2 separate regions of the Homo sapiens genome follow, and region 2 is linked to region 1. The links are chromatin contacts, found by Hi-C or POLR2A ChIA-PET in ENCODE. All regions are on one chromosome and are shown on one strand. Each heading gives the region's core, a stretch centred on a gene start or an enhancer-like site at or near the end of the contact. The rest is flanking DNA. Distances are from core to core; before and after follow the strand shown. Region 1 overlaps DNAL1 (dynein axonemal light chain 1). Region 2 holds the start of LINC02274 (long intergenic non-protein coding RNA 2274).

The links. A loop is a pair of places that touch in the nucleus more often than their neighbours do. ChIA-PET counts read pairs that join two places held with the same protein, here RNA polymerase II (POLR2A). Pooled maps may share reads with other maps.
Region 2: a pooled map shows a loop between it and region 1 (2.7-fold over the local background). The contact joins the promoter of LINC02274 here to the enhancer-like site in region 1. A Hi-C loop is called at or near these places in 1 of 50 pooled maps. POLR2A ChIA-PET finds 5 or more read pairs at or near these places in 2 of 52 experiments (CD8-positive, alpha-beta memory T cell and HEK293).

Annotation. Positions count from the first base shown.
Region 1 is chr14:73,661,346-73,666,244 of GRCh38, forward strand. It overlaps DNAL1 (dynein axonemal light chain 1), which reads left to right. Exons shown (of 8, transcript NM_031427.4): 4 at 642-697. Among named protein-coding and RNA genes, the nearest start is that of DNAL1, 19 kb to the left of the region's middle. RefSeq lists a silencer at 2,481-2,775. Within about 2 kb of position 1,301, at least 2 of the 41 ENCODE cell types and tissues checked have a DNase peak (open chromatin) inside an H3K27ac peak, as active enhancers do.
Region 2 is chr14:73,827,733-73,833,054 of GRCh38, forward strand. It overlaps LINC02274 (long intergenic non-protein coding RNA 2274), which reads right to left and starts at 2,403. Exons shown (of 2, transcript NR_135238.1): 1 at 2,164-2,403.

The DNA.
Region 1 (4,899 bases), core at 51-2,550:
CATATAATCTAGTTCATATATCTTTTGGCATTTATATTAATATTTCAGTAGGATGTATTTCTAGAAGTGAAAAACTTGGTCAAGAAATGTATGCATTAAAAAATTTCATAATACCAGGGCCAGGTGTGGTGGCTCACACCTCTAATCCCAGCACTTTGGGAGGCCGAAGCAAGTGGATCACTTGAGGTCAGGAGTTCAAGACCAGCTTGGCCAACATGGTGAAACCCTGTCTCCACTGAAAATACAAAAATTAGCCAGGCATGGTAGCAGGCACCTGTAATCCCAGCTACTTGGGTGGCTGAGGCAGGAGAATTGCTTGAACCGGGGAGGTGGAAGTTGCAGTGAACTGAAATGGTGCCACTGCACTCCAGCTTGGGTGGCAGAGTGAGACTCTGTCTTAAGAAGAAAAAAAAATTGTTAATACCATATTGCCCTCAAGAAGATTTTTTCAAATTTTTAATGAGTGTTAAACTTAGGTAATCAGAGAAAAACAATGATTTCAAAATGAAGTAATAAATGCTATGATTGAGTGGGGAAAATATTACTTAAATATTATCTTTTATGGGCACTAGTGTTAAGGAATAATTTCTGATTTACCATTTACATTTTTCACATTAAATTTTTTCTTTGTTCTTTTAAAGGAAGCTTTCACTGTCTACAAACTGCATTGAAAAAATTGCCAACCTGAATGGCTTAAGTAAGTGATTCACAGTAACAGATGGTTCATGGATTTCCTAGTTATTTTAATAAACATTCCGGAGACAATATGTAATTCCAGAAGCTGGCACCTGTTTTAGCCATACTTGTTGTCAGATAATAGAATACATAAACTATGTCTTAAGTTTGATTATCCAAAGAAAAATAGAGATAGCATGAGCTCTGAACGTTTTAAAGACATTTAAAAGCTTTTATAGAGTTAGAATTGAGATGTCTTAAATAGAATATCAGATTTTTAATTGTGTATTTCTTTGTTCAGATTTGTATTGTCTGTATTTCAAACTTGTTATATTTAAATTTTAATTCATCATCCCTGTTTTTCCTGTGCTCCTTATCCTCGTTAATGACATTGCCTCCCTCCCAGTTGCCAAGGCCTCTGACTCTGTATTAGTTTCCTACGGCTGCTGTAACTTGATGGCTTAAAATGATGGATATATATTCTCTTATGGTTCTGGAGACCAGAAGTCTGAAATCAGTTTCATCTGGTGAAAATCAAGCCATGCTCCCTCTGGAGGCTGGAGGAGAATCTTTTTCTAGCCTCTTCCAGCTTCTGGTGGCTGCTGCATTCCTTGGCTTGTGACTCATCACTCCAGTCTCTGCCAGTAGTCACACTGGCTTCTCCTTCTGTGTCAAATCTCTGTCTGCCTCCCTCTTATGAGGATACATGTGATTGCATTAGGGCACACCCTGATCTTGAGGATAATCTCCCTGTCTCTCAAGATCCTTAATCATATCTGCAAAGTACTTTTTTTTTTTTTTTTTTTGCCATATAAGGTAACGTTCACAGGTTCCAGGCATTAGAATGTAAGTATCTTTGGGGGAGCCATTGTTTAGCCTACCACAGTCTCTCTTCAAGCCCTATATGCAAATTTATCACTAAATCCTGTTAACTCTACTCTTTGAAGGAGCTCTCAAATAAAGTGTTGCTTTTCCATTTCCAGGAGTTACAACTTTTTAGACCCTCATCATCTTCCCCTTAGGTCATGTTCTTCAAACATTTTGACCACTTTCCATTGTAAGAAATACATCTGAATGTATTATACATTCATATGAATATGCATATCAAATATATACGTACATATAAACTTGAATAAAGTTTGCAAGACAGTATTTACCCTTATATAGCATAGGTCCCAGTAATTTTTTTTTTTTTTTTTTTTTGAGATGGAGTCTCACTCTGTTGCCCAGGCTGGATTTCAGTGGTGCAATCTCAGCTCACTACAACCTCCGCCTCCTAGGTTCAAGCAATTCTCTTGCCTCAGTCTCCTGAGTAGCTGGGATTACAGGTGCCCACCGCCACGCCTGGCTAATTTTTGTATTTTTAGTGGAGATGGGGTTTCACCATGTTGGCCAGGCTGGCCTCAAACTCCTGACCTAAAGTGATCCACCCACCTCAGCCTCCCAAAGTGCTGGGATTATAGGCGTGAGCCACCACGCCTGGCCAGTTCCAGTATGTATTTTTAAATTTTTATTTCTTTTTTTTTAAATGCTGATCACAACACACTAAATTGATTTCACAACCTATTAATTTAGGCTCATGACCCATAGTTTGAAAAACACTATCTTACAACTTTTGTGATAGTCAAACAGGTCAGGGTCACTGGTCTCATTATCTAAGGTGTTATCCTAGTTCATTGCCTCATGACTGAGAAAGTTAAGGAATGTGGATGCAAAGGGTGAGGTTGCAGTGAAAGTTTAATGAGTGAAAAAAGAAAGCTCTCTGCAGTGGAAAGGGAACCCCAAGTGAGTTGCTGTTTTTACAGCTGAATTCAAAAACTTTTATAAGAAACTCCTCTCACCTCTGTAGCTGTTTGAGTAACTTCTCTTATTTGAAAAGCTGTCTGCACAACTCCCCCTTATCTATGTAGTTGTGGGTGTATCTCTAGGCAGGCATCAAAGCACTGCTTCTCTTCTTTGTATAATTGTGGGTTTGTTTTAGGTAAGTCCCTCTCCTCCCTGTACAGGTTCCCAGGGAGACTACTGTGTACATAACTGAAAAGGGGAAGAAACTTTCCTGGGAGCCCACCAATTACACAAAGAAGAATCTGTGCTGGACCCTACATACTTATCTGTGCAGGTGCAGCCTGAGTTTTCCACAGACTGTTATATTTTTGCCTGTAGCTGTGATTTTTCAGGCAGGCTGCTTTTCCAAGGACCAGCCTTAACTGTTTACTTAACTGATTTCTCCTTTTCTTCTCCCTCAATAGCCTCCTAATTGATCTCCTTTCCTCCTGTCTTTCTGCCCTTCAGGTGACCTTCATCACTGATAACAGAGTTTTCTTTCTAAAAATATCATTTGAATATCATTATATCAGAGACCTTTTAATGGTATCTCTTTGCCTAGTAAAGACCAAATGCCTTGATGTCGCATTAAAAGTCATCTAAAAGCTTTTAGTATCCAATTTACACCCAAATACACTATTTTAAAAATGACTTTGTAGCATTTATTAATGCAATAATTTTCACTGAGAACAGCTTTTTCCTGTAACAGGAAAATCCTATAACAAATTAAGATTAAGAATGCAGCCAGGTACCATGGCTCATGCCTATAATCCCAGCACTTTGGGAGGCTGAGGCAGGTGGATCACTTAAGCTTAGGAGTTCGAGACCAGCCTGGGCAACATAGCGAGACCCCCATCTCTACTAAAAATTTTAAAAATTATCTGGGCATGGTGGTGTTTGCCTGTAGTCCCAGCTACTTAGGAGGAGGATTGCTTGAGCTCAGGAGAGTGAGTCTGCAGCAAGCTATGATGGTGCTACTGCACTCCAGCCTGTGCAACAGAGCAAGACCTTGTCTAAAAAAAAAAATAAAAAAAAATTACGAATGCCACGTGTGAATGTCACCCCCTCCTTGAAGACTTCCCTCATCTCCATCATCAAAATTAATTACTCCTTTGGAAATATTCATAACAGTCTACTTGGATTATAATAATAATTACCTATCATATAATTATTGTGAAGATTGAGTTAGTATATATATAGAGTACTTAGAATTGTGCCTGGTGCATATAAAATGCTCAATAAATATTAACCATTATTATAGTTACTTGGGAATATGTTCTGCTCTTTAGATAGTGAATTCCTTGAGGAAAAGCATCATCTTATTAATCTTTTAATCTTCTATTTCAGTACCCCCACCCCTCATACCTTACTCAAAGTTGGCATTCAGTACTTATACAGTGCTGGAAAGTTGGCCTTCGGTATTTACATAGTGTTAACTAGTAGAGTTGTGTGTGAGATGCCTGTCTATTCTAATTTTTTGCTGACTCACTCAAACAATTTAAGCTATTACATTTTATTCTCTGCCTCAGTTTTTTTCTCTGTAATTGAAGTAACTTGCTTAATAACTTGCTCTGTAACTTGCTTAAATGTGACTAAGCAAGTTGATAACATATTATTTATCATCACAGATTACATGATTTTCTTTATATAAAAACATGACTATGGGCTGGGCACGGTGGCTCACACCTGTAATCCCAGCACTTTGGGAGGCCGAGGCGGGTGGATCACCTGAGGTCAGGAGTTTGAGATCAGCCTGGCCAATGTGGTGAAACCCTGTCTCTACTAAAAATACAAACATTAGCCAGGTGTGGTGGCGTGCGCCTGTAATCCCAGCTACGTGGGAGGCTGAGGCAGGAGAATAGCTGGAACCTGGGAGGCGGAGGTTGCAGTGAGCTGAGATCACGCTACTGTACTCCAGCCTGGGTGACAGAGTGAGACTCATCTCAAAAAAAAAAAAAAATGACTATGATAATAGTGAAAATGGATGACCTTCTATGTAGGGCTGGCAGTGGGTTTTAAATCACTTTCTAACTTGGGTCAGTTGGTAGAGACTCTCAGGAAAATTGTAATAATAAGAGTTCTAAAAACTTAGTGGAACGAATACCTTGATCAATTATTCATGTCTGCTGTAGACACAAAATCAGAGAGTATAGGTATTTGCTATATTTGGCTCATTTCATTTTAGTTCTGCTAGTTACAAATACAATTTATGTAGTCTGTGGCTAGCGAATACATTTTATCTGTGACTATGAAGCAAAAAGAAGCTAATTGATCCATATGAGGATTGAAGTTATGCTTTAGCTTGCCTCCTACCCATCTCCTTTCATGACACTATAGTCTTACCTATTATGCCATCATAAGAAGATCTGAAATAAATAGGTATTCCTATTTAACAGGTGA
Region 2 (5,322 bases), core at 1,153-3,652, 170 kb after region 1:
TCCTCAGCTCACATTCCTCATGGTCAGCATTGGTCTGTGTGAGACATATCTTTGTCTGTTTATTCCCTTTTATCCCATTTCCCATTCCCATCCCCCCAATACACCATACACAACACAGTAATGCATTTGATAGGTTTTATAGCATTTGCATGTTTCCTTATAAAATATGTGGCCGGGCGTGGTGGCTCTCGGGCCAGGCACGGTGGCCGTTGTAATCCCAGCACTTTGGGAGGTAAAGGAGGCCAGATCATGAGGTCAAGAGATCGAGATGATCCTGGCCAACAGGGTGAAACCCCATCTCTACTAAAAATACAAAACTTAGCTGGGTGTGGTGGCGCGTGCCTGTAGTCCCAGCTACTCGGGAGGCTGAGGCGGGAGAATCACTTGAATCCAGGAGGTGAAGGTTGCAGTGAGCCAAGATCATGCCACTGCACTCCAGCCTGGGCGAGAGAGCGAGACTCCATCTCAAAAATATATACATATACATATACATATACATATACATATACATATACATATACATATACATGCATATATATGCATATACATATACATATACATGCATATATATGCATATAAATAAATAAATAAAATTTTTTTTATATATATGTATTTAGGTAAATGATATTGTGCCACAGGCCTTATTCTGACTGTCTTCTCTCAGCACTGTTTTACAGCCCTTCCACATAGCCATGGTACCCTCAGTTTCTTGATTCTAACTGCTACCCTCATCCCTTCCCCCAGCATCGAGCCCCTGGAGCTTTCAACTCCCCTTACCACAAACAACCCTGTAATGAACAACCTCATATATGGTCCTTTGTGAGAATTTCTGAGGACTATTTTCCCAGGATTGCTTACATTTTCTTCTAATACTCCTGCAGTTTGTTTTTTCTTCTATTCATATGCCTGCCCACGTTTGGTTTATCTGAGCACATCTAGCTTATACAATGATTTTGACTCTATTCTTTTTTTTTTTCCCTCTTTCTCTAGTCACACCTGCTGGAACAGGATCTATTAGTTCTTGAAATTTTCCATTGGCAAAATCACTCCTAATTTCCACTTAGACCATGTTTCTTCAACATTCTATTATATTTATTTTTAGTTTATTATTAATTATTTTTTTGAGACAGTGTCTTGCTCTGTCTTCCAGGCTGGAGTGCAGAGGCATGATGGTGGCTTACTGCAGTCTCACCCTCCTAGGCTCAAGCGATCCTCCCACCTCAGCCTCCCAAGTAGCTGGGACTACAGGCCTGCACCACCACACCTGGCTAATTTTTCTATTTTTTTATAGAGATGAGGTTTCGCCATGTTGCCCAGGCTGGTCTTGAACTCCTGGACTCAAGTGATCCATCCGCCTTGGCCTCACAAAGTGCTGGGATTACAGGCGTGAGCCCCCACATCAAGACTACATTCTATTTAAGTTAGTTTTTGTTTCAGTTTTTGGAATCTCAGCTTCAGATTTGTGTTAGTAATAAAACAACTTAGGTTTGGTGCCTCCTAAAGCAGACCCTGAGACAAGAACTTGGGTGACAATAGTTTACTTGGGAAGATATCCAAGGAAGACGGGGAGGGAGAGAGGAGAGTGATACAGGAAGGACGGAAAGCCAATGAAAGATACATTACTGAGCTGGGTTGTCACTGTGGACAATTGGCTCAATCTCCCTGCACACTTTTGAAGAACCATATAGAAACCACCCAAAATTGTCCTGCTGAAGTGTGAGAGGTTGGGACATTTATCCAGCAACCTTCATCTTCCATTGGCACTCTCCCACTCCCCTACTACCCAGCTCCCGCCCCTTTCTTCTGTGGCTGTATCTGCAAGTTGGACTGAGCAAGCTTCCAAGCTGAGGAGAAAATTCTGAAGCAGAAAAGCTGAGAGACTCCACTGGTGCTTGAGACGTGAAGCCATCAGCATGCATAGGAGCTGTTAGCCACAGCTGCATCACAAGCCACAGGCCTCAGTTCCAGTTGATCTACAGCAATCCTGTGGGCATGCACACCTTTGCTGTTGTCTGACCTACTTCTTGCCCTGCACCTTCCTATTCATGTATTGACTACACCTGACCTCTCTATCCTGACACAGTGAGACCCACTCAAACCGCTTCTTGGGCCTGATCTAGGTGAGCAGCCCCTCTGCCTCTCTGGCCCAGCCTCTCCACTTACCCGCTCTGGCAGGCCTTCAGCAGCCTGCCCTTGGAAATTTTGCACTTTTCCTTTTGCCAGTAGATATGTGGCTCTCATTTCTTTCCTTCTTTTCCTCTTCTCTCCCATTTACACTTTGATCTTGTCAGACTCTCCAATGGCATTATCAAGCCCTACTCAGATCATTGGCTTACCCTGACACAGAGAAAGTGCTCACACTCAGCATCAAATAACACAAATAAGAAGGATGCCCAATACTATTTGAGCACTTACTAAACGGAAAGCGCTGTGTGAAATGTGATTCAGTCATTATTTTATTTTCACAACAGCCTGATGAGGTCAGTACTCTCATTATGTCGATTTCTCAGAAGAGGAACTGCGGCTGGGAGAACGTGACTCATCTAGCTGATGGAGCTGAGGTTCAAGTGCAGGTATCTGGCCTTGAGGACTTACTTTTGACCACTCTATCACCAGTTAGCTTAGCCATTAACTACCAACTGATCCTCGGAGACAGGACCTCATTTCTTCTCCTTCTTCTTTTTTTTTTTTTTTTTTTTTTGAGACGAAGTTTAGCTCTTATTGCCCAGGCTGGAGTGCAATGGTGTGATCTTGGCTCACTGTAACCTCTGCCTCCCAGGTTCAAGCGATTCTCCTGCCTCAGCCTCTCAAGTAGCTGGGATTACAGGCACGCACCACCCGCCCAGCTAATTTTGTATATTTAGTAGAGATGGGGTATCACCATGTTGGTCAGGCTGGTCTCGAACTCCTGACCTCAGATGATATACCCACCTCAGCCTCCCAAAGTGCTGGGATTACAGGCATGAGCCACTGTGCCCAGCGGGACTTCGTTTCTTGTATGTGGGTTTTGACCTTTCAAGTAGAGTATAGCACCTTGGCTGGTTTGTTGTTGTTGTCTATATGGATTTTTTCTTTTTCATTTTCTTGGTTCATGGTATTACAACCATGTGATGCTTTTTTTAGGGCTAACTTAATGGATTTCTCTCCACCAATCTCTTGATACTAAAATTCTTTTTTTTTCTTTTTTTTTTTTTAAGACGGAGTCTTGCTCTGTCGCCCAGGCTGGAGTGCAGTGGCCAATCTCGGCTCACCGCAAGCTCCGCCTCCTGGGATCACGCCATTCTCCTGCCTCAGCCTCCCAAGTAGCTGGGACTACAGGCACCCGCCACCACACTAAGCTAATTTTTTTGTATTTTTAGTAGAGACGGAGTTTCACTGTGTTAGCCAGGATGGTCTCAATCTCCTGACCTTGTGATCCGCCCGCTTCGGCCTCCCAAAGTGCCGAGATTATAGGCGTGAGCCACCGCGCCCGGCATGATACTAAAATTCTACAATTAGAAATTAATTCCTTTGTCCCCACCTCACAGTTATATGGGAGAGACTACATGTTAATCCTTCTCAGCCATTTATACCTTAACATGAGTGAACTTCTAATCCTTTCCTGAGAGGTGGTTTTGGAAGAGGAGACAGGGGAAAAGCGTGAATGCACTAAGCCCTGATTAAAGGGAAGCCCCCTGATGCCATCACCTTACAAAAGCTCTTGCACAAGGGTATCAGGATTTAGGTGCAAGAATGTTCTTGGCAGCATTGTTCATAATAGGCTCAAAACAGAAACAATCCTATCTATTTTTTTTTTTTTTTTTTTTTTGAGACGGAGTCTCGCTCTGTCACCAGGCTGGAGTGCAGTGGCGCAATCTCAGCTCACTGCAACCTCCGCCTCCCGGGTTCAAGTGATTCTCCTGCCTCAGCCCCCGCAGTAGCTGGGACTACAGGCGCCTGCCACCAATCCCAGCACTTTGGGAGGCTGAGGTGGGTGGACCACGAGGTCATGAGTTCAAGACCAGCCTGGCCCAGAGGGTGAAACCCTGTCTCTACTAAAAATACAAAAAAAAAAAATGAGCTGGGCATGGTGGCAGGTGCCTGTAATCCCAGCTACTTGGGAGGCTGAGGCAGAGAATTGCTTGAACTCGGGAGGCGGAGGTTGCAGTGAGCCAAGATCGTGCCACTGCACTCCAGCCTGGGTGACAGAGAGAGACTACGTCTCAAAAAAAGTAGAAAAAGAATGAAAGAGATGCATCGTAGTGGATTCATACAATACAGCAATGAAAATGAGTGAGCTACGGTGACAACCAGTGAGTTAGTTGTTTGAATCCCACAAACATAACATTGAGGGAAAGAAGCATGATACAGAAGAATGTGCACAGTGGGAATCCACACATATAAAATTCAAATACAGGTGGTAGATTATAAAGAACAAGAAGGAATTAACATCATGAAAGTTAGTATAATAGTAATTCTGATAGGAGGGAGATGGTTGTGATCACTCAGGGGATGCACAGGGAACTTCTTGGGTGCTGATTATTACTATTTATTTTATTTTATTTTATTTTATTTTTGAGACAGAGTCTTGCTCTGTTACCCAGGCTTGCGTGCAATGGCACAATCACAAGTCATTGTAGCCTCAACCTTCTGGGCTCAAGTGATCCTCTCACCTTAGCCCCCCAAGTAGCTAGGACTATAGGCACGTGCCACCATGCCCAGCTAATTTTAAAATTTTTCATAGAGACGGGACATCACTTTGTTGCCCAGTCTTGAACTTCTGGGCTCAAGCAGTCCTCTGGCCTCAGCTTCCCATTGTGCTGGGATTACAGGTATAAGCCACCATGTTTGGCCATTATTATTTCTTGACTTGAGTGTTGGTTACACAGGGGGCTGCTTTGTAATTATTTTTTAAACTGTCCAAAGATATTCTATTCGTTTTTCTTTTTTCTCTTTTTTTTTGAGACAGAGTCTCGCTCTGTCACCCAGGCTTGAGTGCAGTAGCTCCATCTCAGCTCACGCAACCTCTGTCTCCAGGGTTCAAGCAATTCTCCTGCCTCAGCCTCCCGAGTAGCTGGGACTACAGGTGTGCACCACCATGCCTGGCTAACTTTTTTGTATTTTTAGTAGAGACAGGGTTTCACCATGTTGGCCAGGCTGGTCTCAAACTCCTGACCTCAGGTGATCCACCCAGCTAGGCCTCCCAAAGTGCTCAAAGTTTTCTATGCATTTTTCTATATGTATTTTTCTATATGTATGTTGTATTTTACTATTTTGAAAAGCAAAAATAAAGGAAGAAAGAAGAGGAGGGAAGGCAAAAGGTAAAAAGAAAGAAAGTAAGGA